7 separate regions of the Mus musculus genome follow, and all the other regions are linked to region 1. The links are chromatin loops, found by intact Hi-C in ENCODE. Cell type or tissue: left cerebral cortex. All regions are shown on one strand. Links, peaks and the distances in the headings refer to the core of each region. The heading gives the core; the rest is flanking DNA. Region 1 overlaps Slc39a10 (solute carrier family 39 (zinc transporter), member 10). Region 2 overlaps Gm39638 (a long non-coding RNA gene). Region 3 overlaps Dnah7c (dynein, axonemal, heavy chain 7C). Region 4 has its middle 120 kb from the start of Slc39a10. Region 5 has its middle 72 kb from the start of Slc39a10. Region 6 overlaps Gm39638 (a long non-coding RNA gene). Region 7 has its middle 140 kb from the start of Gm39638.

Evidence for each region. A loop is a pair of places that touch in the nucleus more often than their neighbours do. Peaks named below come from ENCODE experiments on the same cell type or tissue, not always from the same donor. Only the 100,000 strongest peaks of a DNase experiment are listed, where the experiment ranks them.
Region 2: a loop joins it to region 1, with 5 times the contacts of the local background. A loop is called at or near these places in 6 of 42 quality-filtered maps.
Region 3: it touches region 1 in a loop (4-fold over the local background); 2 of 42 quality-filtered maps call a loop at or near these places.
Region 4: a loop joins it to region 1, with 6 times the contacts of the local background. A loop is called at or near these places in 21 of 42 quality-filtered maps.
Region 5: it touches region 1 in a loop (2.2-fold over the local background); 20 of 42 quality-filtered maps call a loop at or near these places.
Region 6: a loop joins it to region 1, with 2.4 times the contacts of the local background. A loop is called at or near these places in 5 of 42 quality-filtered maps.
Region 7: a loop joins it to region 1, with 5 times the contacts of the local background. A loop is called at or near these places in 2 of 42 quality-filtered maps.

What each region holds. Positions count from the first base shown.
Region 1 is chr1:46,847,454-46,851,860 of GRCm38, reverse strand. The region is part of intron 1 of Slc39a10 (solute carrier family 39 (zinc transporter), member 10); the gene reads left to right. Among named protein-coding and RNA genes, the nearest start is that of Slc39a10, 4.0 kb to the left of the region's middle. In left cerebral cortex, for the core only: a CTCF peak has its summit at 1,913 (motif pointing left); DNase peaks (open chromatin) are centred at 674, 1,512 and 1,909; H3K4me3 peaks cover 1,200 bases; H3K27ac peaks cover 1,461 bases.
Region 2 is chr1:47,265,349-47,269,755 of GRCm38, reverse strand. All of the region lies in intron 1 of Gm39638 (a long non-coding RNA gene), which reads right to left. Among named protein-coding and RNA genes, the nearest start is that of Gm39638, 16 kb to the right of the region's middle. In left cerebral cortex, for the core only: no CTCF peak of the experiment used is centred there; no DNase peak of the experiment used is centred there.
Region 3 is chr1:46,591,435-46,595,841 of GRCm38, reverse strand. It overlaps Dnah7c (dynein, axonemal, heavy chain 7C), which reads right to left. Exons shown (of 65, transcript NM_001310335.1): 20 at 708-901. Among named protein-coding and RNA genes, the nearest start is that of Dnah7c, 170 kb to the right of the region's middle. In left cerebral cortex, for the core only: no CTCF peak of the experiment used is centred there; DNase peaks (open chromatin) are centred at 1,817 and 2,079; H3K27ac peaks cover 456 bases.
Region 4 is chr1:46,968,153-46,972,559 of GRCm38, reverse strand. No RefSeq gene overlaps it. Among named protein-coding and RNA genes, the nearest start is that of Slc39a10, 120 kb to the right of the region's middle. In left cerebral cortex, for the core only: a CTCF peak has its summit at 1,846 (motif pointing right); DNase peaks (open chromatin) are centred at 1,869 and 2,644; H3K27ac peaks cover 2,240 bases.
Region 5 is chr1:46,923,050-46,927,456 of GRCm38, reverse strand. It overlaps a transcript of Slc39a10 not described here. Among named protein-coding and RNA genes, the nearest start is that of Slc39a10, 72 kb to the right of the region's middle. In left cerebral cortex, for the core only: CTCF peaks have their summits at 2,264 (motif pointing right) and 4,120; no DNase peak of the experiment used is centred there; H3K4me3 peaks cover 1,264 bases; H3K27ac peaks cover 724 bases.
Region 6 is chr1:47,275,971-47,280,377 of GRCm38, reverse strand. All of the region lies in intron 1 of Gm39638 (a long non-coding RNA gene), which reads right to left. Among named protein-coding and RNA genes, the nearest start is that of Gm39638, 26 kb to the right of the region's middle. In left cerebral cortex, for the core only: a CTCF peak has its summit at 2,454 (motif pointing left); a DNase peak (open chromatin) is centred at 2,404; H3K27ac peaks cover 362 bases.
Region 7 is chr1:47,112,202-47,116,608 of GRCm38, reverse strand. No RefSeq gene overlaps it. Among named protein-coding and RNA genes, the nearest start is that of Gm39638, 140 kb to the left of the region's middle. In left cerebral cortex, for the core only: no CTCF peak of the experiment used is centred there; DNase peaks (open chromatin) are centred at 1,990 and 4,007; H3K27ac peaks cover 1,306 bases.

The DNA.
Region 1 (4,407 bases), core at 174-4,173:
AGAGGTGGCAAAGACGATTTCTCAGGTGATACCTGAAGGCACAGATCTATAAACCCAGCTACTTTGGGAGCAGGGGTGGGAGGAGACTGAGGAAGGAAGCTGGCAAGTTAGAGTCCTGGAGCTTGTCTTAAAAGTTAAGTAAAAGAGCTGAGTGGTAGGAAACTTGCCCAGGGTTTGCACAAATCTACACTTAATTGTTAGTACTGCAAATAATGTATGCCTGTATGGATATGTATCATGAGCTATGCAGGTGAATACCCTTTATCTGAAATGTTCAGGACCAGAAGTGTTTTCAGCTTTTGTTTGTGAATTAGGAGATATTTGGATATATTAAATAATGGAGTGTTTCTTGGGCTAGGGCCCAATTCTGAACATAAATTGAACTTTTACTTTGTATAAGCCAGGGTACTTACACTGAAGGACATTTTACAACCTTTTTTCTAAAGTTAGAGTTTGCCTGAGACCTGTCCAGACAAAGTTGGAGCATGTTAGTTCCCAGAACATTGTAAATTCCGTAGCATTTCAGATTTCATTACAAGGTGCTACCTGGATTAGGTCTTCCTTTTACAGCCTCTAGTCCCCTGAGATAGCTTGTAAACTACCACCCTCATCCCACTTTTTTGTCCAGACTTTTGTTTTTTCTTGATGCTTTCCCTATGTAGCTCTTGTGTGTCTGGAACTCAGGATCCACTTTCCTCAGTCCTTGGAGTCACCTTTGGCTCTGCCAGATTTTCAACCCTGGTTTGAATTACTTTGAGGAGGCCTAATGTTTAGCATGCAAGCATTGCTCTAGGAAACCTAAGCGATATATGGAGAAGATAGGGGTGTGTGTGTGTGTGTGTGTGTGTGTGTGTGTGTGTGTGTGTGTGTGTGTGTGTATTTTTTCCTCCCCAAGGGAAATTGTTCAATAGCTGAGCTGAACATTTGTTCTTAATTAAAGAAATTTATATTACATTCCTCTTGGCTCTGCAGAACCCTGGGTATTGAGCAGTATTGGGATGAATTTAGGGATTTGGAGTGAGGTTAAAGATTCAAAAACTGGATATACTATTAACTAATTTGGTTACCTTTGCAGGTTGCTTTAGCCTGGAAGTATTATAAAACCTATTCAGGAGTTTAATACGGCCTTTAATGATGATGAACCAGATAGTTGTTCTAACCCTTTCTACATTCAAACGTTTCTGTAATGATTGAATTTACTCTTTTGTTTTGCCTGATAATTGATTACCCTAGGATGATACTTAATGCTTCTACTCCTTGGGCCTTTGAGAGAATACATCTTTTAAATCTGTAGCTCATATGTAATAGCTGATAACTGTACATTTGCCTTTTTACCACTTTTATTCTGTACTTACCTGTGTATGTTTTGGTTTCTTTACAAAGCCAGATTTCTGAAGCCTATACCCCACAGCTTTTTGTCACAAAGCATCCCTGTGCTATGACACATTCAGTGACTGGGTGTAGGTAGGTAGCTTGTCTGTTGGTTTCAAACTCAGCATTGACTTAAAATCATGTGGATAAAAATACTAGTCATGAGTGTAGTGCCTGCCTCAGGAGTGGAAGTGCTGAGTTTTGTATCAAAAGGACTTAGTCACTAATACTTTAAACCAACATTAGATAAAGGAGACAACTGAAATTGCACGAGAAATGGAGGCAATCAAAGAACCTTCTTATCACAGTGATTTAATTTTAAGCCATCTTTCATCGTGTAACTCATACTAAAAATTATACACAAGGCTGGGGTGTATCTTAGCAGATGAGCTGTCTCCATAGTGCAGCCACTAACTTCCATAGTGACTTGCTGGGTTTCTCTAGCCCTACAGCAAAATGAGTGAATACAGTGTCATATCCTCTTTCTCTGTCTTTGTGTCTTGTCTGTGAGTTGATTTCCTGATACAATCCTCAACAGTTTGCTGCCCCCTAGTGTTTGATTTACTTTGAAGTTTCTTGGCACCTGCCCTTAGACTGCATTCCCTTGGATGCACCTATGGCTTTCCAGCTGCTCACTGCTGCCAATAAGAATGTGTAGCTATTTTTTTTTAAACTGATTGTGATTACATTTAGCCCTGAGTTTTCTAAGTGGGGGGAAAAAAAAACTGGATAGACAGAGAATCAAGGTACCTTCCAAAAGAATATGTGGGCTATTTTTGTTTTTAATTGCAAAAGCAATTTGTTAAAATTAGAGAGGTAAATGTTTGAAGTTAGCTTTGTATGTGAACAGTTTTCTTTATTTAATCTGGGCTTCTTGTCTTGAAAAGGGTTGTAAACTTTCTGGCTTATTTTGAACCATGTAACTGTGTTGTGCTGATAATAAAGTTTGAAAACGTCAAAATCACATGGTGACTTTGTTTTAAAAATTAATTTTTGAAAAAAAGAAAGTCTCTAGGTTATTACCATTAGATTTCTTCATCTTTTATGGTTTCAGATATTGCCAATTATCAGTTTCCAAAACATTTGTTTTTATAAAATCTGTGGTTGGGCCACAGTCATGCTTAGATTTTTCTGAAATAAGAAAATATTTTAATTCTCGGTTAAAACTTACTGAAACATTTAGAAGTGTGTTCAATAGGTATAAAGCAATATAAAACTGAAATGAGAAATTTTAAATAACACAGTTACTGAAATCATTACCAGCTCACTGTAGGCCATCTGTAGTACTTAGAAATGTTATTGTTGTATTCTATTCTGTCACATAACAGTATAGAATAGAATGTTATTTTCATAATTATTTTTAACGTATTCAGGATTGTAGGCTATCCAGGTTCAGGGACTGGATACCAAATGAACTTTTATTGTTAAAAATGTTCTAATGGGATACTAATAGCTACAGGTTTATTCAAATTATAGATAGCGTCTTGTTCCAGTCAGGGTTTTCTTTTTTTCTCTCCCTCCTCCTCTTCCTCCTTCTCCTCTTTCTCCTCTTCCTTTTCCTCCTCCTCCTTCTCTTTCTCCTCTTCTTCCTCTTCTTTTTGGTGGTGGTGGTTTTTCTATTTTTTTTTATTTTTTTTCGTGGTTAATAGTAGAAGATTTTATAATTACCCACTATATAAGTTCACTTTTTAATTCTTTTAGAAGATACTTTGCTATTGAAAGAAAGGGAAATATCAGCTAATAGTTTTTGAATTAACATTTCAACAGCAATAATTTTGTCCTTACTTTATATTCAACTTTTAGAGCCAGTTCATTACAAAAAAGCTTTTAGGGATGAGACATAATTCAGAATGTTGTAGGGAGCATCCTTATTGACCGGAGTTATACCAGAATTCCTGCGAACTGTAGCAGAGGCCAGTCTTTATTCCTCTCATTCATCTGAGACTTTTCAGTGATCAGTTTAGGATTCAAGTTGATTTTCGTTCAATATAGGAGTTAGAAAATCTCAGTTGCAGTGAGGTAATAAAGATCTGTATCCTACTGTGCTGTTTGATGTCTTAAGACATTTCAGGTGAGACGTTTAACAAACCGAGAGTATTTGTGAATTCACTGTCACGTATTTTATGATCTTTGACTTTTAAAATAGTCGTTTCTCCTGAATTAGTTTCTAGTTTATTTTCTGAGGTGTGTTTTATGTGGGCTAAATTGGTGCAGTAATGAGACGAATCTTTGGTGAGCTGTCTTTGGATGTGCCTTGCTCATTCACGTCTCATCCATGGCTGCAAATGAGAAGGTGTGTCACTGAGTAGGATGTGGGGACAGCAGGTACCCACTCTGCAGCTTTATCTGGCTAGTGTAAGTCTTCCAACCCCGGACCCATTCTTAATAGTTCATTGTATTCTACTTGTTGCTCTTAAGTATTTCCTGGTAGAATACTTGATTAGTAATGCATTCGTTCAGACGATAACTCACAGCTAATTGAGAAGCTTTGAGGACTCCCCTTTTGCATCTTCTACAGGAGAAATAGCACCTTTATTATGTCTGGAGGTGGAAGGTGAGCTGGCATGCCCTGGAGGGCTGGAATGGGACCCACCTACCACTGCCATAGGTTTCTACATTCCCCATGTCTCCTAGTCTCGCTTCTGTAATGCAGAAGTTGAATGTGTCTTCCTTGTAACTTCTTTAGAGCAGAAAATACATTATCTTTGTTTTTATGCTTTCTTTTTGCCTCTGTTTCCATTCTTCCTGTTTCCTGTTTTGCCTTTCCTCTCTTCATTAAGCACCTCATAGTTATATACTTATAAGCTGGTGAGCACATACTTGGATCTATTAGCTCTCAATACTCCCTACTGAAGATTCTCTTACATGTGAAGACATACTGTGCACTATATACTGTTAGACACAAGCTCTTTATCAAGGAAGCTGTGAGAGATCAGGTAGATGCCATTAGTGATTTCTTCCTATGTTATACAATGAGATCAGTAAAACAACATAATACAATTGTATTTCACAATGTAAATGTAAAGCCTCGTTTAA
Region 2 (4,407 bases), core at 268-4,267, 420 kb before region 1:
TGGGAGTCCAGAAAATTTTTAGTACGATCATATTTCAAACCACATCACACATTCTTATTTCTTTTCATGTTCATATGTTAAAGAATAAATGCAATGTATCCAGTTATCCAGGACTAGTGAAATTTATGAATTTTAGAGAATAAATTAACAAGCATAATCACTAACTGTATTCTAAACATTTGTCTTCATACCCACAGATTAAATTAGTCCTCCCTACTGCTCAAAGAAACTTCTCTTTGTAACAAAGACCATTTCAGGAAACAATAACCAATAAAAGTACAGAGTTGAGAACCCTAGTCCCAGTGACTACATCTACAAAACAACTCCTACACCTAAAGCTCAGGGACCATAGCAGAGGGGGCCAGAAAAATTGTAAGAGCCATAGGACAGAAGACTTTTCTGTGAGACTATGTCTCCTAGAAATTTCAGAAGCCGCATCCATGAAGCCTTTGAAAACATGGACTGAACAAGGATGATGTCAATAAACATGTTAACATGGGCCTCCACTTTATACAGAGTACTACCGAAAAAGAAGAAACACTAAGAGTGGAAGAAAGAGCCCTGTTCAGGGATGAACACAGCAGCTAGTTATCCAATACCAATATTATCCTTAAAAACATAGACACAAGGAACAGATGTAACAGGGTTCATTCATGCATTTATAAATATATGCATATTTTATATAAATATATAAGCATATTTATATACATGTATATTATATGTATTAAATATAAAGATATATCAATGAAAGAAAACGAGTTCTTGGATTTGATAGATCTCAAGAAAGATACAATGAAGAGCTTATAAGGAGGAAAGGGGAAGAGAAAATGATGTAATTATAATTTTAAAAGATAAAAATATTTTAAATGCTTAAGTCAATGAAAAAAGTCCCTTCCAATGAATGTTTTACACAATAAATTTGATTGAGTTTTGGGCCCATTAAACATCGACCCTTACTTGGGGTAGTGATAAAGGATTTCTGCTTTGAGGAAGCTATATATAACTAGTCTGTGTGGTATGTTTATGTGTTTATTTTATATAATATATATTTTTATCTTGTTAATATAGGAAGATTTGGTTCACAATTTCAACATTCATAAGTGAGTCAGAATCTCTAAGACAACTGAAAATTGTGATTCTTATGCAGACAACATGAGGTAAACTTGAGAAGTCCTTTAAACCCTAAGTTTGTAGGAGCAAAGATGTCTACATGTCTGTCATTTGTGTTACAAATTTCTAATCTGTTCAAAGGAGAGGCATGTGGTTGGTTCCTATTCCATTACATTTTTGTTGCATCCCTTCTCACCTTCTTTTATTACTGTTCTTTATCCAATTTCCTAGGGTGACTGTTTAGTTCATGACTAGCCATTTGCCCCTCATTACTTTATCCTTGGAAATAAATTTCTTTCTAGGGCTCCTTTAGCTGACTGTCACAGATTTTATAAATAAGGCTTACCATCTCTGAAATTTTAAGTTGTAAAGATGTACATTCATTAGAACTATCAATAGCCACCTTTCTTTCCATAAAGAATAATGTAAAAGCATAGAATGTGCTAAAATTAATGCGCCTGCAAAAGAAAAAAATTCAACTCATGTCACAGTCCTCTAAGGCCTAAAATAAACCAAAACTTGATAAACAACTTAAATAATTTCAAAATTAAAAATTCCTGACTATTCCAATGTTAATAAAATACATTGTACTCATTTCAGTTCCACAACATTTAAGATCAGAGTGAACAGATTACTACATATATGGTTCCAGCTGCCACACAATAAAATAAATACATAAATGTAAATGATATTTTTAAGAGATCTGTTCTCCTACACTCTAGAAATATCATAGCATTCGGTTTTAGATTACTTTAAATGTGTTCCTCCATTTAAATACAATGTTATGTTCTACTACTCTTGGGCATACCCAAAGGACATATATCTTACTACAAAGGTATTTGCTCTTTCATGTTCATTGTTTTGAAATGGACAGGAAATGGAAACAGGTCACCAAATGATTAATGGATGGTGAAAATGTGATAAATCTTCACAAGAAATGTTGTTCAGCTGTTTACAAAAATGAAATTTACAGGTAAAGGGCTGGAGCTGAAAACAGTCCTTCTGAGTGAGGAATTTCAGGCCCAGAATACTGGCTGGTTTTGTGTGTCAACTTGACTCAGGCTGGAGTTACCACAGAGAAAAGAGTTCAGTTGGGGAAGTGACTCCATGAGATCCAGCTGTGGGGTATTTGCTCAATTAGTGATCAAGGGGGGAGTGCCCTTGTGGGTGGTACCATCTCTGGGCTGATAGTCTTGGGTTCTAAAAGAAAGCAAGCTGAGCAACGCAGGGAAAGCAAGCCAGTAAGTAACATCCCTCCATGGCCTCTGCATGAGCTCCTGCTTCCTGACCTGCTTGAGTTCCAGTCCCGACTTCCTTTGGTGATAAACAGCAGTATGGAAGTATAAGCTGAATAAACCCTCCCCCACCCCAACTTGCTTCTTGGTCATGTTGTTTGTACAGGAATAGAAACCCTGACTAAGATGAATTGGTACCAGCATAGTGGGGTATGCCTGTGACAATTTGACCATGTTTTGGGGAGGACTGTGGAATGACTTTGGAACTTTGGGCTAGAAGATCCTATTGGTATTAAGAACTCTGTGGGATGTTGTGTAGGAGCTTGGAAGATAATGTTGAGAACAGTGCAGAAGATGGAGGCCTGGTTTGTGAAATTTTAGAGGGAAGATTAAAGACTCTTATCAGGGCCGTTGTTATTTTGACTGTGAAGATTCTGTGGTTTTGGTTAGCTGAGGCTGAAGAATCAGCTGTGATTAACAAGATACCAGAACTACTAAAGTGAAACCTTTGCATTACTAGGACTATTGATGCTGGTTACCTGGAGCTAGGAAATTTGTGGAGATTAAGAAAAGATCAGCATCATTGAGGTGGCATCTTCTTGAAAGTGTTTTCTCAGAGAACAAAGAGGCTGTGTTCCAGAAATAGCCAAGGTTGTACCTTGTGCTGTGACTGGACTTGGTAATGTGTAAGAGTCATCCAGGTGGTACTGGTTTTGAAGGCATGAAGGGATCCGGAAGAGCAGCTGAGGCTTAACACTGTGAGAGGCCATGAAAGGCCTTTGGTGAAGGTACAGCCTCAGTTGCAATTGATGGCCCAGGACTGAAGTGGTCATGCAAAGGAGTTGAGACTTGTCACCATGAAGAGAACCTATGAGAGGCTATTGGTGAAGCCTAGTTACAGTGGAAGATGGCAATATTTTGGAGATGCCAATAGCATGAGATGACTACCAAGAACAGTAGCAGCAGTGGGGTACAGGTAGCTGGAGCCTAGAAGACAAGGTGTGTGCTATAAAGGGCAGAGCTGGAGGAGTGACCCAAGTCCTTGGAGGAATCCAGAAGATTGTGAGTAGATCCCAGACATTGCACAGTTGGAGTTTGATTTTGCTTTTGATTGTGACTGTGTCCTGATATTTTTCCCTCTTGAAGGAAAAAAGTATTTTAGTGGAGCCCACAGTTACCCAATGGAGGAGCTAGAGAAAGTACCCAAGCAGCTAAAGGGGTCTGCAGCCCTATAGGTGGAACAACAATATGAACTAACCAGTACCCCTGGAGCTCGTGTCTCTAGCTGCATATGTAGCAAAAGATGGCCTAGTCAGCCATGATTGGGAAGAGACGCCTTGGTCTTGCAAACTTTATATGCCTCAGTACAGGAGAACGCCAGGGCCAAGAAGTGGGAGTGGATGGGTAGGGGAGCTGGGGTGGGGGAAGGGGGGGTATGGGGGACTTTTGGAATAGCATTTGAAATGTAAATGAGAAAATACCTAATTAAAAAAAAGAGACTGGATTTTTAAAAGACTGAATTTTAAAAGATATTGGATATTTTAAGGGGATTGAACTTTTAATATGTAAAGACTGTGGGACGTTTTAAGTTATTTAGATCTTAAGGATGAATAAGAATATAAGGGTTTTTAGTGATGTGCTTGTGTGTCAAGTTGACAAGGGGTCAATTGTACTGGCTGGTTTTGTGTCAACTTGACTCAGGCTGGAGTTATCACAGAGAAAGGAGCTTCAGTTGGGGAAGTGACTCCATGAAATCCAGCTGTGGGGCATTTTCTCAATTAGTGATTAAGAGGGGAGGGCCCCTTGTGGGTGGCATCATCTCTGGGCTGGTAGTCTTGGGTTCTATAAGAAAGCAAGCTGAGCAAGCCAGTAAGTAACATCCCTCCATGGCCTCTGCATCAGCACCTGCTTCCTGACCTGCTTGAGTTCCAGACCTGACTTCCTTTGGTGATGATGAGTGATGTGGAGTTTTAAGATGAATAAACCTTTTCCTCCCCATCTTGCTTCTTGGTCATGATGTTTGTGCAGGAATAGAAACCCTGACTAAGACACCCAGAATGAA
Region 3 (4,407 bases), core at 151-4,150, 260 kb after region 1:
TATATAATACATTACAAAATAATTTATAAACTACTTGAGTGATAAAAATATAAAACTTTTAAAATATAAATATTCCAAAAGAGTCCTGACCCATAGGTTGAGAAACACTGAGCAGAGACCCATGGACCATGAAGGGGAAGGCAGTCCCAGTTTCAGGAGAGATGCAAGGAAGTGGGTGGGGCAAAGCAGAGTGAAAAGGCCACTAAAGCCAAGCTTCAAGATCTCCAGCTTTCTCTCAAAAGCTACAACTGTCAGCATGTGCTTGTTACAAAAATAAGAAGTAAACAACACCCACCTAAACAGGCTAGCTGTCAACCTCATCCCTATTTGTGACATATTTGAGAATGGCCCACCGCTGAGACCATAGAAGCCATAAAGCACCACAATGCCTGGCTTTTATTGATGTACTTTGAATATGGATGAAAAGATCAATATGGTGAAGAGGAGAGGTGGACCCTCAAAATCTTAAAAAAATATGCAGTAAAATAAAAATTCCATTCCAAGGTCCATGCCCTTCCGAAATAATTATTCAGAAACACAATGTATATTTTCAATAACTGATAACCTATAATTGAAAATAATCTTAGAATATTCTTGTTCATATAAATGTAGCTAGCTATCCATTATTACTTATGTACTATCTTATTCCAAAATATGAAATGTGACCAGATGAGTGCAGCTGAGCCTCTGGGTGTGGACGCACTCACCGGGTGGGATCCTTGGTCTCAGACAGGATCTCGAGGAGCTCATCGTTGGACAGGAAGAAGAACCTGGGGAAGAAGAGGCGCTTCTTTTCCAAGTACTCATTCAACCCTTTAAGAATGAGCTCCAAGAGTTCGTTGGACTTTTTCAGCCTCTCCAGCATTCGCTCGATAGTCACAACTGCCAGGACTTGCTTATCCTAAAAACAGTAAGCAAACAGCACTTGTCTCAGTTTGATTTCTGTCGCTGGGATAAATACTATGATCAAAAGCAATTCATGGAGGAAAGGGTGTTGTTCATCTAACGTCTCCAGGTCACAGCCCATCACTGAGGAAACCAAGGAAGGAGCCCAAGCTGAAACCTGAACACAGGAACTGAACCTGAGACCACGGAAGAGAGCTATTCCTCAAGGCTCGCGGAGTCTGGAGTTTATACAACTCAGGACCAAGTTACTGTGTGTGACTGTACGTGTGTGTGTGTGTGTGTGTGTGTGTGTGTGTGTGTGTGTGTGTGTGTGTGTGTGTGTGTATGTGTGTGTGTGTCATTGCCCACAGTGGGCTGGACCCTCCCACATCAATCATTATTCAATACCCCACAATCATGCACACAGGCCAGTCTGAGAAAGGCAATTGCTCAGTGGAGGTTCCCTCTTCCCAGGAGCCTTTAGTTTGTATAAAGTTGAGAAAAAACTACCCAGTTCAGCATGAAATTCAAAATAGTAGTTATTAATTTTTATTTCTATTTACATGATAGTTGAAATTTTTCACTTAGTAGAACAAAGATTATGGGAACTTTTAAAATGGTAGTCTTGAATATTCTATGCCTGCCATGATCTTTCACATAACAGTCATGTTGGGAACACCTCAAGCCCCAGTGTTCCCAACTTCCCACTGTAACCAGGAATGTAATAGGACATTCTAGGAAGGTTACATGAAATTCAAACAAGAGGATGACAATTTAAGAGAAAAACACTGAATTTTAAAATTAACTAAAAACTTATTTTTTCAATTGTACTCAACCATGACTGAAAGTTATACCAAAATATCAGTTGAAAATTGTTTCACGTGTGAATTTTATTCTAGGACTAGAGATAGGGCTGAATCATCCTTTGGCACATGCAGGGCCCTGGTTTCCATTGCCAGCTCCAGCAGAAAGAAAATGCTTTCTTTGCTTTTCTCTTTTTCTAGTGGGGCTGAGAAAATTAAATTTCTCTTTTTTATTGGATATTTTATTTATTTACATTTCAATCTTATCCCTTTTCCTGGTTTTCACTCTGGAAACCCCCATCCCATCCTCCTTCTCCCTGCTCCTCATAGATGAGGGTGCTCCCCCATCCACCCACCCACTCCCGCCTCCCCAACCTGGCATTCCCCTACACTGAGGCATCAAGCCTTCACAGGACCAAGGGCCTCTCTCCTCTCATTGATGTCCGACAGGCCATCCTCTGCTACATATGCAGCTGGAGCCATAGGTCCTTCCATGTGTACTCTGGTTGGTTGATATTGTTGTTCTTCCAAGGCGGTTGCAAACCCCCTCAGCTCCTTCTGTCCTATATCTAACTCCTCCATTATGGATCTTGTGCTCAGTCCAATGCTTGTCTGTGAGCATCCACCTCCATATTTATCAGGATTTCGCAGAGCCACTCAGGGGTCAACTATATCAGGCTCCTTTCAGTATGAACTTCTTGGCATTTGCAAGGGTGTCTGGATTTGGTGTCTATATATAGATTGAGTGCCCAGGTGAGGCAGTCTCTGGATGGCCTTTCCTTCATTCTCTGCTCTAAACTTTGTCTCAGTATTTCCCCCTTTGAGTATTTTGTTCCCCCTTCTAAGAAGGATGGAAGCACCCACACTTTGGTCTTTCTTCTTCTTGAGCTTCATGTAGCCTGTGAATTGTATCTTGAATATTCTGAGCTTTTGAGCTAATATCCACTTATCATTGACTGCATACAATGTGTTTTTTTTTTTTTTTTGTGACTGGATTACTGCACACAGGATGATATTTTCTAATTCCATCCATTTGCCTAAGAATTTCATGAAGTTGTTTTTTTTTTTTTTACAGCTGAGTAGTACACCATTGTGTGATTGTACCACATTTTCTGTATCCATTCCTGTGTTGAAGGACATCTGGGTTCTTTCAAGCTTTTGTCTATTATAAATAAGGCTGCTATGAACATAGTGGAGCATGTGTCCTTATTACTTGTTGGAGCATCTTTTGGGTATAGGCCCAGGGGTGGTATTTTTGGGTTTTCAGGTAGAACTATGTTCAATTTTCTGAGGAATTGCTGGACTGATTTCTAGAGGGGTTGTACCAACTGGTAATCCCACCAGCAATGGAGGAATGTTCCTCTTTCTCCATATCCTCACCAGCATCTGCTGCCATCTGAGTTGTTGATCTTAGACATTCTGACTGGTGTGAGGTGAAATTTCAGGGTCATTTTAATTTGCATTTCTCTGATGACTAAGAATGTTGAACACTTATTTAAGTGCTTCCCAGCCATTTGGTACTCCTCAGTTTAGAATTCCTCAGTTTAGAATTTTGTGTTTTGTACCAGGAGATAAAAATGGATTGATGTGCATTCTTCTACATGCTAACCTCCAGTTGAACCAGTACCATTTGTTGAAAAGTCTGCCGGGCGTGGTGGCGCACACCTTTAATCCCAGCACTCGGGAGGCAGAAGCAGGCGGATTTCTGAGTTCGAGGCCAGCCTGGTCTACAAAGTGAGGTCCAGGACAGCCAGGGCTATACAGAGAAACCCTGTTTCCAAAAACCAAAAAAAAAAAAAAAAAAAAAAAAAAAGAAAAAAAAAAGAAAAAGAAAAAGTAAAGGCTGTCATATTTTTCCACTGGATGGTTTCAGCTCCTTTGTCAAAGATCAAGTGACCATAGGTGTGTGGGTTCATTTCTGGGTCTTCAATTCTATTCCATTGATCTACCTGCTTGTCTCTGTACCAATACTGTGTGGTTTTTTTTATCAGTATTGCTTGTTATCAGAAATGGTGATTCCCTCAGAAGTTCTTTTATTGTTGAGAAAAGTTTTCACTATCATCGTTTTTTTGTTATTCCAAATGAATTTGCAAATTGTTCTTTCTAACTCTATGAAGAACTGAGTTGGAATTTTGATGGAGATTGCACTGAATCTTTAGATTGCTTTTAGCAAGATAGCCATTTTTACATTACTCCTGCCAATCCATAATCATGGGAGATTTTTTCCAACTTCTGAGATCTTCTTTGATTTCTTTCTTCAGAGACTTGAGGTTCTTGTCATAAAGGACTTTTACTTGCTTGGTTAGAGTCACACCAAGGTATTTTATATTATTTGTGACTATTGTGAAAGATGTAATTTCCCTAATTTCTTTCTTAGTCTCTTTATCCTTTGAGTATAGGAAGGCTACCATTTGGTTTGAGTTAATTTTATATCCAGCCACTTTCCTGAAGTTGTTTGTCAGGTTTAGGAGTTCTCTGGTGGAATTTTTGGGTTCAATTAACTATACTATTATATCATCTGCAAATAGTGATATTTTTGACTTCTTCCTTTCCCCAATTTGTATGCCTTAGACCTCCCTTTGTTTTCTAATTGCTCTGGCTAGGACTTTGAATATTATATTGAATAGGTAGGGAGAGGGTGGGCAGCCTTGTCTAGTTCCTGATTTTAGTGGGATTGCTTCAAGTTCCTCTCCATTTAGTTTGATGTTGGCTACTGGTT
Region 4 (4,407 bases), core at 305-4,304, 120 kb before region 1:
CCAGGGTGCTCCATCTTGGATCTGCTCTTAAGCCTGCTGCACTCTTGTTGATAATCTATTCAGTTTTCATATTTACATAACAAATCCCCTGGTTGGTTTAACTCCAATCACACACTTCCTTTCTTTGATCTTTCAAAATGTATAGCTACTACTTCACAAGATAAATAAATCTTGTAAAGCCAAAGGCTGGACTGATGCCAGGCAACTGGAAATGGATGCCCATCCCACTCTAAATCTCCAGGTTCCCAAGTTCTCATATATTCTTCTCTCACACACAAAAAACCTCTCCATTCAACATTTCATGATTGTTCAGATATTGAAAAAGACTCCAAATTCTCCCAAAAGGGAAAATCCATAGTTGGTAAGTTTCTGGTAAAGTAGAGCCAAAAATAGCAAGGGATTCACTTCTTACCTAAAAACAGATGCCAAGTCAAAGCAATGTACCAGAACCCAAAACACACTAACCACAACCAATCAAACAGTACCAAAGTGAAACTGGACCTCTTCACATGACTTAAAATACTACTGGCACCTTACTGCTGTTTTCCTAAAAGTCTGAAGGCTTGGGATATAGTTCAGTCAGTGCAATCTTTGCTTAGCTTATATAATCTCTAGCATCCCAAAAACTGGGTATAATAGCATCTACCTGTATCATTGTACTCTAGTGATAAAGGCCAAAGGGTCAGGAATTCACTGTACTCTTTAGTTACATAGCGAATTTAAGGCCAGCCTTGAATACTTAAAACTGTATTTCAATAAAAACTTGAAGTCTTTCAAGCAATGGCTCAGTTTAAGAGCTCATGAACAATCATGAGTACCGGCGTTCAAATCCTAGCACACATGTAACAAGCTGGCCACCCCCACACACACAATCTCCTGTAACTCTACCACAAGGAGGCAAGCGGCAGAGGGATTGTTAGGACTTACACCTGTCTTACTCAGGTTTACAATGATTCTCTAGGAAGAATGTCCCACATCCACTCATTGTGGAAGCTGCCTGGCACTGGAAACCTAGCCAACTACCCAAGGCTAGTGAAGTCATGGACCTTGGAGGAGAACCTACCACCACTTTACTAAATCAGCATGATCTCTAACTGCACTCTCAATATCTGTCCATATGCCCACAGATAAGTGTAGTTCTCATCCTTCATCAAGGAAACTTGTTGATGCAAATGACGGAGACCACTACCGAAAAGTATAGCAAATCAAAATGTAGGATTGCAGAGCCCAGTTCCAACTGGTACATCTTTACCATAACTCCTGCACCTAAGGCTCAGGTATCATTACAGAAGAGGGAGTGGAAAGAGTATTTGAGAGAAACAGGGAGTTTGCTATGAGGTTGTACCACTGAGAAATGCCAGAAGCCACACCCATAACTACCAACTATGACCTCTACAAAGACATCACTGATAGATGTGCTACTGTGGATGGGGGAGGGGAGCCCAGGAAGCCTCAACCCTACCCAAAGAACTACAGGCTACGAAGGAATGCGGAGAACAGGAGAAAGAGTCTTTCCAGGGAAAAACTCAACAATTGGTTATTCAATACCAAATGGTCAGATCTGAAAATAAACATACAAGTAACATTATATAGACTGAGCCAGACACACACACACACACACACACACACACACACACTGTATTTAGGAATTATTTCAACAGTTGAAGAAAAACTTCATGAATTTGAAAGAGAACCAGAATGATACATGGGAAGGTCTGAGAAAAATAAAAGGAAGAGAGAAATAGTGTAAGTATGTTATAATCACAAAAAAATTAAGGAGTTAAAAGACAAACTAAAAAGAATAAATGAAAAAAAAAAATGTCCCACCAAAATACCAGCCAGCAGGGGGAGCCCAAGCAAAATTCTAAAATGGTGACAGTACTGATAACATACTAGCCAGCAGAAGTTCTGCAAACATGAGCTTTGTTATTCGGCAGAACAGTATATATTCAGCACTCCATGGACTAAGAGGATAAAGACGAAGACAGGGAGCACAGAGCCAGAGCCAGAGCCAGAGCCAGAGCCAGCTTTGTTTCTGTGCCTGCTCTCTGCCTCAACTAGCTGATTAGGTTAATTACTGCTCAGCCTCGGCTTTGCTGTATCTTTAAAGAGGCAGATAAAAGATATTTTACAACTGTCACAACCTATCTCTAGTGCTTGAAGACCTACCAGCTCTATTGTGGCATCTCTTGTAAAAGAAATCTGAATCTAACATCAAAAACTCTCTAAAGCCATTTCATTCTTTTCAATAAATATTTAAGATATTTTATCATCATCATCCTTCCTCCTCATCTTCCTCCTCCTCCTTCTTCTTCTTCCTCCTCCTCGTTCTCTCTCTCTCTCTCTCTCTCTCTCTTTCTTTTCTTTCTCTTTTTTAAAAAAATGTGACCATATCCTTGAGGCAGAAGAAAATTCTATATCTTCATGAGCTGGCAGGTCTTCTTTGAAACACAAAGAATTCCTAACTTCTAACCTTGGCAGGGACCCTTTTTCCTCCCCCTTTTCCTGTTGTGAAAACCCTCTGAAGTCTTGTCTGTAGACTAATGTAGAAAACACGGCTGTGTACAAAGGCTGCTTGTCACCTCTGAATGTACTCCATCAGCATGCTGCCTGCCACTTCATGTTGTTTAGCATCACGGACTGCTTTGCAGAAGGACACCGACGCCCACATCTATCTCCTTGAGACAGGCAGAGAAAGAAATCCTTTTTCCTGTCTCCAAAAGGACTGACAAGCTTTTAGTAGTGTTTATCTTCACTGAAGGATGATAACCTTGGATGTGAAAGTTGGAAGAGACTGATAGGATTAAGCTCCCTCATCTGCATTCCCCAGTTTTCTTTGGGGGGGGTAAAAGGCTGAAGCTTGTCTTTTTACTTGTTCACATGGATCTTTCTAAACTTAAAGTTATATTTATATACCAAAAAACAAGTATATCACTGTATGAAAATTTTGCAAAAAAAATGAGATTTTTTTTTGGTAAACCTAAAATTCTTTTAATGGATTATACATTCAGTATTTTTCCGTACTGTCCATCACTCCTCCCATATTATCCACATGGTTCTGTCTGAACTGGTATTTTGAGACTCCATATCATGTCATAGTTACACAGTCTTGAAGGTCCTCTGATTGAAGTCAAGTCTAAGGACTATTATTATTTACACTGGATTGACTCAAGGGCAATATAATCTCCCCTGATTGTTGTCAATTCTATGAACTAGATGATTATTTACACCGGATTGACTCAAGGGCAAAGATGGGTAAAACTGGTGTTCCACCATTAACTTGTATATTAGGATTCTCTTGTAATCTAGATTGTGACCTAGAGTCAATATTACCAAAGTTCAATAGGTACAGCTGTATCTACTAGGTGGACAGTGTGATTTACCAGAGGACTGTTTACAGAAAGGACTGTGAAACCCCTAAGAAAGAATAAAAACCCAGGTACTGAACTTTGACTCAGAGGAGAACCCTTTTTCTGACTCCAGTGTCATATTTGTTCCAGCTCACCAAGATTTCCGGTCTACTGCATAAAGAACACTACATGAACAACAACTGTGCCTAGGCCTTGGACTCCAGCAGGAACCTCATTGAGCTTTAAGGGAGCACTGTGGTTTCTAGTGAGTGATTGGCAGTGGGCTTCTAAGCCCAGCAGCAGCTGGGTACAGGTGAATTGTCAGGCAAGGCTCAGGTTAAGCTCTGCAGTTCATTCCAGGCAGAAAGGCACAGGCCTTGCCAAATAAATAAATAAATAAATAAATAAATAAATAATCACATGAAAGGGGTCCTTGAAGGCACCTCTATGAATCTCCTCCTCTCCATTTCCTTAGGAGTACTGAGCCATTCCAAGATCTGTGGCAGGAATGAATTCTCAGATTACAAGGGTGAGATCCGAATGGGGCCTCAGAGGTGGCTTTACACTGGACTGGTTCCTCTCTACAGTTACTTGACTGCCAACAGAGATTGAGTCAGCATTGCCCACAGACAAGCTTTGAGCTTGTTTTTTGTTCCCAAGTGGACAAAATCGTCTTGTGGTCTTAATCTGACCTTCAGGGGGTGTTTAGCTGTCTGGGCTTTGGCCTTGAATTTCTTCACAAGACTATCTAAAAGTTATCCTATCTGGTTTTGTCTTAGAAATCGAGATTGCATCCTCAGTGTGTTATCCTAATGAAACACAAGGCCTCTCTTGTTCTTTTCAAACCATTTGTACAGACCATGAAGGCCATTCTTCACTCTGAATTATTTTTTATTCATCCACCTTTCAAACTTCACAAAATAAGCATTAAATCTTACAGATATGTTAGGGAACAAGATTTATTTTATTTGGTAAACTTAATGTAAATTATGACTATTTTTTAAATAACCTAATATAAAGCATAATGAGATTAGTGAAACTCCATGACCAGGCTTTA
Region 5 (4,407 bases), core at 226-4,225, 76 kb before region 1:
ATTATAGAAGAAAACAAAGCTTTTATCATAAGCCTAGATACCTAAAAAGATTAATTAAGCTTCTTCTAACCCAAGGGGTAAAGTGCCAAAGCATATATTATCACTTCCTCAAAATCTTTCAAGAACTGAAAGGAAGCCTAAGGCAGAAGGATTTTGAGTTTCAGATCATTCTTAGCTGCATTCCAACCCAGGGCTTTATGAGACATTTGTGTCAAAAAGCAAAGCCAAAAACAAAACAACAACATTTTGAAGGAAGTAACAGAACACCACAGAAGAATTTCACTTCACATGATCCATCTTCTTCTGATGTCTAACAGAATGTAGGGAACCCCTCCACCCTCTAGACTGTTAGGGTATTTACTGGAGAGAAGTTTTCAATTCTCAACAGTTGCTTTTCCATTAGGAAAAGAAATGTTGTGTGTTTTTTACAGAAGTCCAACCAAACCTCTGAAGAAAACTGGACAGGCAGGTCTTTGAATTCCTGCTCATATGATGCATACAGGTATCCAGCCATCTGACTGAATACTATTTAAATGAGAGGTAAATAAAGAAAGGATTTACCCTGTCTCTATAACCCTGAGAATAGATGGATTGAGGGTAACAGATTTTTTTTTCTTCAGTCACAGAAATTATACTGATTGTTTTCTGGATGGTCTCAATACTTAAATACTTAATACTACACAACTGTATTTTTAGATAAATTATTTTAAAAATAAAGTTAAAACAACAAAGAAATACAAAGAGCTGGGAAAGTATCACTTTCATGCATGCAGAAGGCTCTGGGTTCCACACCAAGCAGTGCCAGTATATAAAAGAAATTTCAGAGTTGGCCAAAGTTAGAGATGATTGAGGCATAAAAGAAAGAAAATGTTAAAGGCATTGGTGGAGGAGGAGGCTATTTGAATCTATAGTTAGTGCATCAACTCCACATGGCCTTCCCATTTCTCTATAGCTTTGTTTTGTGGAAATGGTTATCTCATTGTGTCCCTGTCCCTGTCACATGTGTATCTGTCACAGCGTGCAGGCTGCAATCACAAGGAAACAAACAACTGCACGAACTCAAAGCTGGAGACTTTGATAAGAGTTTCTTTGCACTTCATACAAAGATTTTTGACTTGGTGTTTTTCTAAGACAACTGAAACTTTCTCACTGAGTTTAAACAGGTGGATGTGAATACACTGAGGTGTCTCCTTGTCTTAAATGGATCTAGAGCGGGAAGACTGAGTCATTGTGAATGCTTATCAATAAAAATACATTGGGCTGTAGAATCTTACAGTTGACAGATTATTGATCTTTCTCTAAAAAGTAAAAGACCTGTGCCATCTGTTTATAAACCAGATGACTGATGCTGTGGAAAATCTTTCCCTTGGGAAATAGCCCTGCAGCCAACCAGAGAGAAGTCTAGGCACTTTTGAAGAGGCTTTGGTACAAGGAGCCAGCTCTTCACAGCTATTAGTTGGACAAAACAAAGACAGTTTCCTCTGGTCCCTATTTTAGTTTACTCTTTGAACTCCCAACAGTTTATTGTTATTGTTATTACTCTTGGTTTGGCACAGATTCTTTCAAAAATTATCTTGGTTCCCGTTTTTGAAGTCTTTTTCTTAGAAAAAAAAAAGGCTTGTTGACTATAGTTTTTAATGTGTTCCACCTCTAAGCCATCATTTATTGAAGGATGCAGCCTAGAGAGCATCATCAGTTCTGACCCCAGCTGCAGCCTGGATGTGAGGACACAGTAGCAGGACATGGAGATCTAAGGTAGGTACAACAGTATCTCAACATAAACACCACCGCTAGATGCAAGCCAGAGATGGAGTTTCGTATGCTGGGCGCACACAGCTCTCTCTATCAATACTATTTAATATAATTTAATTCTATCAGAACATCTCATATTTATCAATACAGTTCATCTTCATCAATACAACTCATCTCTATCAATTGTACTAATCTTTATCAGTAGCATTCATCTCTCTCTGTGATTCATTATTATAAGTACAGATCATCTCTATCAACATAACTCATGTCTATCAATACTAATTCTCTCTCTTGATACTGCTCATCTGCATCAATATAACACATCCCTATGGATAAGATTTATCTATTAATATATCTCAACACTATCAATTTAACACCTCTCTGTCAATCAACTTATCTCTGTTAACCTTAGTCCTCTCAGAAAGATTTTCTGTCTTATGCATAATACTCTGGGAATCATTTCCCATTGTCACCCAGTCATTTCTATGCAAATAGTCATCCATGGCCACTCATCACTAGAGGGCATTGTGCAGTGTTCCTTGACAGCAGTAACTAAATTGGCAGAATAACAGATCTGAATTATTTTTCAGCATTTTTTTTTATAGAATTGCAAGAATCTAAATCTGACCCTGAGACTCAGAACATAGCTTAGTAGAAGACTCTGGACTCTGGGTTCAGTCTCTAGCAGCACACACACACACACACACACACACACACACACACACACACACACGCACATATCAATAAATAATTCTTTTTTATGGAATTTCTTTTTTATGGAATTTATAGGTTTGGCTCTGTGAAATTTGTTTCTTGTTTGAGATTTTTCTCCTCAATGTATTTTCCTAGACCATAATTCAACAATTAATTGATTCTTCATTTAAGTTTTATTGTCCAAGTCTTGAATACAAACATTTACTTAGAGACCTTACAGACTGTGTGTGTGGCGCAGGGGAGGTGGTGGTGGTGGTAACACTGAGAATTGTGAACACATTGAATCAATGCTTCTGACTCTGAGAAATAAAGCTCAATACATCTAGGATGTCCATATGATAAGCAAGTATATGCACATATATTCAAATGCAGGTATACAAACATACACATACATATAAACATGGATAGGCCATGTGCATGTAATAGTATAAAAATGATCAACTAATGTTTTCATAAACATGAACTTTATTAAGGAATATGACAGTTATAAATAAAACTAATGTAAATGTATATTTATGAAAAGTTTTATTTTCTTGCAGATATGACATTAGTTTGGCCATTTTAATTTGTTGTATTCCCTTAGCCTTTATAATATTAAGTTTATAATACTAAATATTATACTCTAATATCTGTATTATCAATATGGCAGAAGCCTTTGAAAATCATAATTAGAACTTAAGACCTGAAAATCTGTAGTTAATAACTGATTAAAATGTACTATATGAAGTGAGGTTAACAAAATTAAAGACAGGTATATAGACAACGATACACATAAATTGATAGCTGGATTATGGATAACATCTAATAAAGTATTCCATACTAAATAGTTACCTAAAATTTTTAATATTAGGGCTGGGCATGTAGTTCAATAGTAGAATGGCTGTTTACCATTTGTAGAGGCATGGTTTCAACCCTCAGTGCTACTTTAAATTAAATTAAAAATTTTAAACTATGATATCAATCAATTTTCATGTAATATCTGAAGAGATGTTTTAATTTGCCTTTCAATTTCTGCTATGTTCATTCATCTACTCTTACAAGCATTAATTGATTTACTGGGAATTCAGTACTGGAAATGCAAGACAAATAGCATACTAAATTTGTGCCCAGAAAACTGTTAATCTATATTTTTTCAACATTTTTGAAGTGCATTTCACAGCCACAGAGAGGAGGGGGAGGAAGGGCAAAGATAGGAGAGAGATGAACTTCAGTAGTAGATGGTGATACAAGCTGCATGGCTTAGGGTCTCTCCCTCTGGCAGTCTCAGGCCATCATTGTACCCTTATATAAAACTGGATAAAAGTGATTTTATGTGAAAGAGATTTTTAAACTGTAAAATACTTTTTTTTTAATAGAATAGAGTTTATTTAGAGCATGGCGAGGGGAGTTAAGAGAGTAATAGCGGCAGAGAGAAAGGCAGAGAGAAGGGGAGAATAGAGAAGTAGAGGCCTGCCATGACCACGTGGAGAGAGGGGGGAAAGGAATGGGAAGAGAGGGGATATAAGAGAAAACAAGAGCATAAGAGGTAAAATACTTTTTAAATGTTTTTTTTAATCTTATAAATGTTTCCTGTGAGAATATCATTGTCTGTCTAAATAGAAATTTGACTCTATAACCATGTGTTTCTTTAAATTTTTTATTTCAAAATTCCAACAGTATGAATAAAACAAATAAATTTTCACCTGCCAGTGGTGGCGCACTCCTTTAATCCTAGCACTCGGGAGGCAGAGCCAGGCAGATTTCTGAGTTCGAGGCCAGCGTGGTCTACAAAGTGAGTTCCAGGACAGCCAGGGCTACACAGAGAAACCCTGTCTTGAAAATAAATAAATAAAATTTCAGCATACCTTGTCAAACAGGAAGTGGGCAGGTGCACCCTGTTCTTAGAAAGAGGCAGTGGTAGCTAACGTAGAAGCCCTATAATTGCATCAGTTTCAGATATAG
Region 6 (4,407 bases), core at 174-4,173, 430 kb before region 1:
AAAGAGTGTTATTTTCCACAAGAGCATGTTGATGAACCTAGGATTATTTGCAGCTCTCCTACTACACTGCAGAAGTCAGGTGACTGACGTCCTGTCAGAAAATAGAAACCAATTTGTGTAGTTTCCTGACTACTTTCTGAATAGCCCAAAGCGCTGCCAGCTTGCAGTGATCAAGGAGTGGAAGCCATGGCTAGGGAGTTAACCTATTGGTTCAGTGGTAGTCCGATATGGAAAGGCACCTCCCCCCTTCCCCAAACAGGATTATTATTACTGTTCATATTATAGCATTATCACCTTTATGGCCTATAATCAAGATCTGCTCCTTGCAACTGTGCTCCTTAGGACAACTAGAGCATGCTTAGGATACACAAGTGGGATGTATGTTTCTGTGGTAGCTGAAAAAATTTCACAGTGAGAACTCACAAAGAAGATTTTTGGCTCAAGGCCATATTTGATTGTGAATAGACAGAATGAAAGATATGAATGAGCAGCCAGTGTTCCCATGGTACATGGACCTCAAAATTAATCTTAAGATGCAGTTAAAATTGATAAAAAATATTCTCGATCCTCTTCAGAGTGTATCTGAACAATAGTACTTCCTATATCTCTGATAAATTCAATTAACAGGGGAAAAATATCCCTTTCTTTATAGAACCTGAGAATTTTAATTGGAGCCTTGCACACACTAGGAAAACATGTTACTGAGCTCTATTCCCAGCCCAGCAATATCTTTATCACCTTTACGTATCTCAAAGAATGATGTGTTTGCATTATTTTGTGTAATTTGAGCGTGGAAGGAAAAATGACAATTTTGATTAATTGACATGCTACAAATAATATGGGAAAAACACTGTAGATTCAATAGTCGCCAAACTCTGCTTCCCTGAGAAGCACCATCTCCACATGTAACCACGGATGTTTATTATATAAATGTCAGGTAGTACTTATGAACATAGTGCGTTCTTTATAAATGAACGCTTTCAGTAAGGGATCCCTCAATACCTTTAGTTTTTAGCCATTTTGAATCTATAGTGCTTGGCATCCGTATTCCTAAATCCTAGTTCCCTATAATAAAGACCTCTCTCTGACTGTGATTGAATCTGGGAACTGTACCTCTATTGGAGTAAACAAGCAAAGACAACAGGGACAGAAATCTGTATAATGTTTAAACAATCACAAGATTTGTTCCTCACAACAGTAGTTCTCAGGCTGTCATAAGAATTACTCAACTTCTTAAAAGAAAAATAGTGACCATTCTATGCAAACTGGGGAATCAGCATATTAGCCAAAATCAAACACACACTACACTTGGAAAAATAAGCTATCGCAAAACTGGCACCAAAAACTTCCTCCATCAAGATGGGAAGGATGGTATCTCAGTGCCAGCATAGTGCCACAAAAGTTCCACATTGCACAGATTTTCATAATTGAGTGGTCTGGGTGGAGACCTGATAGAACCACTCTAAATGTCATTGATGCCACCGCTGATAAAGCTGAACTGTACTCACTAATATGCTACGCTCTGGGAGGTTCTTTATGCTGGAGGCTGGGACTGCTGCCCAGACACTGTGATTGTAATGAAGATAGGCATGGGACTTTAATTCCACCCTTACCCCAAATGCTGAAAAGCAGTTAGGATTGAATCCTTCTGTAAGAAGTAAGAACATGATAGACTGAGTTGAAATTTTTATTCCCAAGCATCCCAATGACAATATGCAAATATAATTTCTTTCTTAATGTTCTATTAAAATGATTGATGTCAAATTAAACCTCTGAAATAGTGGCTGCTCATGTGAAAGAGTGACAGTTGGCCAGCATGCCATTGTTATCGGTGTTAACAGTTTGCAATCTGACTGACTTAACCACCCATTGTATTTAGCATGTGTGCATCTATACATCCTAATTTGCACTTCCTAAAAGAGTATTCCTTAATGAACAATTGGACTTGTGGCAGCTGTTCCCTGATTACCTTTTCAAAATCTTATTTGCAAACAAGTTTCAGCTATCCAGTACCCAAAAGGTCGTCTAACACCATCTCATTGAATTTTTAAAGATCGAAGTAATAGCTAAAAGGTAAAATCTTCCTTTGGAAGATCTTTATGCATATGCTGTTTGCAGGACCTGCTTTCAAAGCCATATCCTCCAGAATGAAGACAAAAGGAAATAAAAGAGGTAAACCTCATGTGCCAAATGCTGTAGAGAGAAAATGCCATGCTATGCCAACCCAATACATTTCATAATCTGAGTGGCATTCTCAGACCCCCCAGCACCCTGGCAAGCTCCGGAAACCACCCCATCCAGGCGACCAGAATTCCAAAACACCTGCATACTATGTCTAAAATTAGACTATTGAAATTCTCCCTGGATTGTCACTTTCCTTTATTATGAACACATATTTTCTCCTGTCATCAAGGCTACCTTAAATGAGTAAAGAGTGCCCCCAAGTGGCTACATACAATATTCCTAAACCAAGTCCCCTAAATACATGTGTGTATGTATATGTGTATATGTACATATATGTACACATGTATGGATATGTATATATTGTTTTTAAATTGTGTTCAAACTTTTAAGAAAGACTAGGTTATTCACGTCTATTTAGAATGTATTTCAAAAAAACAAGTTATATCTCTGTAAGAACAGAATTTCCAGAAATTGTTGGCTACATGGTGATTTATTAGCATGTACATCTACAGCTTCTAGAACTCTTTCTCATTAAAAAGGTCATCATTTATGCCTAGGTATTTCAAACATACTGAATCAACGTAAGCACAGAAGATCACATAGATTTCACATAATATTCATGCCTACATATGCAGTATATTTATATCAAACTCACCCCTATCCCATCCTGCCCAGTTCTGACAACTGCCACTTTTTCTTACTAACCTCAAACACTCTCTTTTTAATTTTAAAATACACACTGAATACACTTAGAACTCTGTGTGTGTGTGTGTGTGTGTGTGTGTGTGTGTGTGTGTGTGTAGTGTGCAACCATTCTCTGAGTTCATGTAGCCCCTCATAGCCCACATTCTAAAGAGAATGTCTTTTCCTGCAAATGTCATCAACCTTCTTACCCAGCTGGAAACTCTATGAATTGTAATAAAGGAAGGAAGCAAGATTTTTAAAGTACTATGTAATGCCAGCATCATTGACCCACTTCTCCACCTTCCATTTTAAATGGTTATCCAATTTAACGGAAGGATAATTCATAGATATTACCGTAAGTCTATTTAATTATTAGCTTTGTCTTATAATCATTTATTCCCCCATTAAACAAACACATCCTGAGAATTAACATGCCAAGAACAGTATGCGGAAGACCCGAGGACAGTTCCCATCCTAAGGATGTTCAGGACAAGTAGTGCACTGGTCCTGATCATTTTTTCTGGAGACCTTGAGCACCAGCAACTGAGATCATTGTCCTTGCATATCTATAAGCAAGTACTAAAGCTTTTGCAATGTGGGCACTTTTTAATTTCACTCACAGTCACTATGACTTTGACCAGGCTCGATATCTATGAGAATTGTTCACTGTTATTCTGCATATGGCTCCTGATGTGGTGAAATGATTTATCTAAAGATGTCATAGGAAGAAAATGTCAGAATTAAAATTAATATTAAACCCCCTAAATTCCTAAACATAGGTTTTATGAGGAGGTCAGTGTGCCCTGGGATAATTCATTAAAATGAATACAGTACTTCAATAGAAGGTCATCATCCTACAGGTTCAACAATAATTACGCTGATGCTGACACTGCTCAAAATGGTTCTGGAACTCTTGCAAATTCCCCTAATGGGAAATCAGTCTTGCTGCATGTACTATTCAACACAGAACAAACAGCATCTGCCGGTGGCCTCACTACACTAGGCGATGTCAAGGGGTAAAGAGTATTCGTTGGAGAAGGAAGATAGCAAGAGAAGCCATAAGACAGAGGACATAGAGACACAAGCGGTAAAGAGGAAACAGAAAAAGAAGAGATAGAGGTGGAGATGACAGAGAGAAAGGAGATAGAGAAAGAGAAATAATTTAATAAGCACAATGACAAATATGAGTTTTGTATTTTTAAATATGAGTAGGTGGTGGCCTTTTGTAGACACAGCATACATTGTGCTATGCTGTACTAATCTAAGGCATTTAATCTGGGATTTTATATCAATTTAAAAATTGACAAAGTGTGTTTAGTTATATCTGCACTGTCTTTAAAAAAAGTATTTTACATTTTTAAGAACTCTTTTAGCCTTATGCTTTCTTCAGTTTTCTTTGGATTATCACTCTATTGCATACATAAAAAGTAAAATACAAGAAAACAAACTAAATAAGCAATAAGCACACTGCCACAATGCAGCCTAGTGTTTGGTAACTATGCAAGCACAGGATTACTGTATGCAGTCTCATTTATTATT
Region 7 (4,407 bases), core at 228-4,227, 260 kb before region 1:
TACTGAGCAATTGTGATAAAAACTGCATGGTACTGGTATAGAGACAGACAAGTAGACCAATGGAACAGAATTGAAGACCCAGAAATGAACCCACACACCTATGGTCACTTGATCTTCGACAAGGGAGCTAAAACCATCCAGTGGAAGAAAGACAGCATTTTCAACAATTGGTGCTTGCACAACTGGTTGTTATCATGTAGAAGAATGTGAATCGATCCATACTTATCTCCTTGTACTAAGGTCAAATCTAAGTGGATCAAGGAACTTCACATAAAACCAGAGACACTGAAACTTATAGAGGAGAAAGTGGGGAAAAGCCTTGAAGATATGGGCACAGGGGAAAAATTCCTGAACAGAACAGCAATGGCTTGTGCTGTAAGATCGAGAATTGACAAATGGGACCTAATAAAACTCCAAAGTTTCTGCAAGGCAAAAGACACCGTCAATAAGACAAAAAGACCACCAACAGATTGGGAAAGGATCTTTACCTATCCTAAATCAGATAGGGGACTAATATCCAACATATATAAAGAACTCAAGAAGGTGGACTTCAGAAAATCAAATAACCCCCTTAAAAATGGGGCTCAGAACTGAACAAAGAATTCTCACCTGAGGAATATGGAATGGCAGAGAAGCACCTGAAAAAATGTTCAACATCCTTAATCATCAGGGAAATGCAAATCAAAACAACCCTGAGATTCCACCTCATACCAGTCAGAATGGCTAAGATCAAAAATTCAGGTGACAGCAGATGCTGGTGTGGATGTGGAGAAAGAGGAACACTCCTCCATTGTTGGTGGGATTGCAGGCTTGTACAACCACTCTGGAAATCAGTCTGGCGGTTCCTCAGAAAATTGGACATAGTACTACCAGAGGATCCAGCAATACCTCTCCTGGGCATATATCCAGAAGATGCCCCAACGGGTAAGAAGGACACATGTTCCACTATGGTCATAGGAGCCTTATTTATAATAGCCAGAAGCTGGAAAGAACCCAGATGCCCCTCAACAGAGGAATGGATACAGAAAATGTGGTACATCTACACAATGGAGTACTACTCAGCTATTAAAAAAAATGAATTTATGAAATTCCTAGCCAAATGGATGGACCTGGAGGGCATCATCCTGAGTGAGGTAACACATTCACAAAGGAACTCACACAATATGTACTCACTGATAAGTGGATATTAGCCCAAAACCTAGGATACCCAAGATATAAGATACAATTTCCTAAACACATGAAACTCAAGAAAAATGAAGACTGAAGTGTGGACACTATGCCCCTCCTTAGAAGTGGGAACAAAACACCCATGGAAGGAGTTACAGAGACATAGTTTGGAGCTGAGATGAAAGGATGGACCATGTAGAGACTGCCATATCCAGGGATCCACCCCATAATCAGCATCCAAACGCTGACACCATTGCATACCCTAGCAAGATTTTCTCGAAAGGACCCAGATGTAGCTGTCTCTTGTGAGACTATGCTGGGGCCTAGCAAACACAGAAGTGGATGCTCACAGTCAGCTAATGGATGGATCACAGGGCTCCCAATGGAGGAGCTAGAGAAAGTACCCAAGGAGCTAAAGGGATCTGCAACCCTATAGGTGGAACAACATTATGACCTAACCAGTATCCCGGAGCTCTTGACTCTAGCTGCATATGTATCAAAAGATGGCCTAGTCGGCCATCACTGGAAAGAGAGGCTCATTGGACACGCAAACTTTATATGCCCCAGTACAGGGGAACGCCAGGGCCAAAAAGGGCGAGTGGGTGGGTAGGGGAGTGGGGGTGGGTGGGTATGGGGGACTTTTGGTATAGCATTGGAAATGTAAATGAGCTAAATACCTAATAAAAAATGGAAAAAAAAACTTGAACCTTGAGCAGACTAGTTGTTCTCAACCCACCTAGGCACCCTCTTTTCTTTCAGTTCCAAGATGCCTTTCAGGCTCGAACCCACACTTGTGAGCCGCTGGCCAGCCCCCACAATCTGGAATAAAAACAAAGCAAAAACCTAGGATAGAGAAATCTATTCTCAACCATAAAAGAGCTTCTGGTGGAATCACCATGCCTGACCTCAAGCTGTACTACAGAGCAGCTGTGATAAAAACTGCATGCTATTGGTACAGTAACAGGCAGGTAGATCAATGGAATAGAATTGAAATCCCAGAAATGAACCCACACATCTATGGTCACTTGATCTTTAACAAAAGAGCTAAAACCATCCTGTGGGGGAAAAAAAATAACAGCATGTAAATTGATCTATTCTTATCTCCTGTACAAAGCTCAAGTCCAAGTGGATCAAGGGCCTCCAAATAAAACCAGATACATTGAAACTAATAGAAATGAAAGTGGGGAAAAGCCTCAAGCATATGGGCACAGGGAATATTTTCCTGAACAGAACACCAATAGTTTGTGCTCTAAGATCAAGAATTGGCAAATGGGACCACGTAAAATTGCAAAGCTTCTGTAAGGCAAAGGACATTGTCAATACGACAAAACAGCAGCCAAGAGATTGGGAAAAGATTTTTACCAATCCTACATCTAATAGAGGGCCAATATGCACTATATACAAAGAATTCAAGAAGTTAGACTCCAGAGAACTAAATAACTCTTATTTAAAAAGGGATACAGAGCCAAACAAAGAATTCACAACTGAGAAATACCAAATGCCTGAGAAGCACCTAAAGAAATGTTACTTCTTATTTGTGAAATTGTAAGATATGGGACTATAGCCTAAATAAAGACTAAACACATAACAAAGTTCATCTTATATTTCAAACAGACCCATCAAAGATTAAGTTTGAAAGCCCAACAATATTGAACAAAAATTTTGATGTCATTCATGATCTAAATATTTAAATATTTTTATATTAAATATAAGTCACAGAATTTTATGTCTCCAATCAGTTCTTACCTACCTAGAGAGAAATTTCCTCGTAACCAGTAGGTATCACAACTGTTAGGATCTCTACTCTGACTCTGGAGAGTAGAGTATATGTGTTTATCATTCCATTGTAAACCATTTTTGCCTGAAGCTAGGAGTTATGTTTCCCCTGAAAACTTAATAATTATGATCCTTGAAACTCCCCTCTAAATTCCAATGCCTAAACTTTTAACCTGCTGCTTTTTTATGGATCGTAGTCAAATTCTCTTCATTTTTTCATCTCTCTTATAATCACTGAGATCAAAGTAGGGCATATATAATTTTCCATTAAAATATAAATCTCTTTACACCATGCATTCTGTGAGTACTGGTTTGGGAGGCAAATGACTTAGAAGGAACTCATGTCTGTCTAACTTTTTACCTACTCCTTTTAGATAACTCTTCTTACCTGTCTTTGTCTTGGGTTGTTTGAAGGTGGATTCCAGAGATTGCCCTAGACTGTGTTTGCTATCTACAGGTGGTATAGTTTTATAACTTCCTGAGGCAAAACAATATATTTTAGAAGATATTTCTGTATAGCTAACTTTTTTTTTTTGCATTATCCTTTGAATAGTTTTCCTTCACAAAACAAATTATCCTTTCTTTATCCCCAGGGATTTATTATTTCAGCTTGTCAAAGTCAGTCAGAAATCTTCATACAAAGTGAAGAATTCACTTAAAATAACTGCCCTTCAAGTTCAACATGCATCAGCTAGGCTGGAGTAAGGAAAAGGAAAACAAAATATATCTGTGACTATTGAATCTGTTCCAGGAATTTATAGAAAATAAACTAGTATTTCCTAACTAGTATCATAAAGAAATTTTAAATTTGACAGCATAAATGGTACAAAGGTGAAATTATCTTTGCAATTCATCTTCCATTTTATTCTTTTCCTGTAATATTTATTTAACACCCTCATTTACTGTGTTAGGTTTCATGCCAAGAAAGCATAACAGATGTGTTTCTTGTCCTTGAAAAGCTCAGATCCTAAAATAGGTTTCTACAAAAACAAGAAAAAGTGTAACAGAGATGAAACACACAGAAAATTTATGACTCCTTCCAAGTTCCTTTACCATGGTGGGATAGCTAGTATCTGATATCGAAGAGGTCTGTGTCTCCAAGACAGAGCTCAGCATTGGGCAGCCTCTCTGTCCTGCTTTCCTCCATGTGCCTCTTAGGAGTAGCCTTGGGTAGAAGCAAATGTCCTCACTCTTTTCTCAGTTCTTTGTTCACACTTACCTCTTTCCCATTTCCATCTTCCCACACATCCCCCTACTTTCTTCCTTTATTTACATACAGGTAAAGAACTCCAACAATTTGATGTAGAGTCAATCTCATATTTTCCTTGTCTTTAGGTTCCCAAAATTTTTATCAACTTGTTTCTCTATAATCACTCTCAGATTCTTTCTTCCCACGACAAAATGTTTTTTTTTTTTTTAGGTATTTAGCTCATTTACATTTCCAATGCTATACCAAAAGTCCCC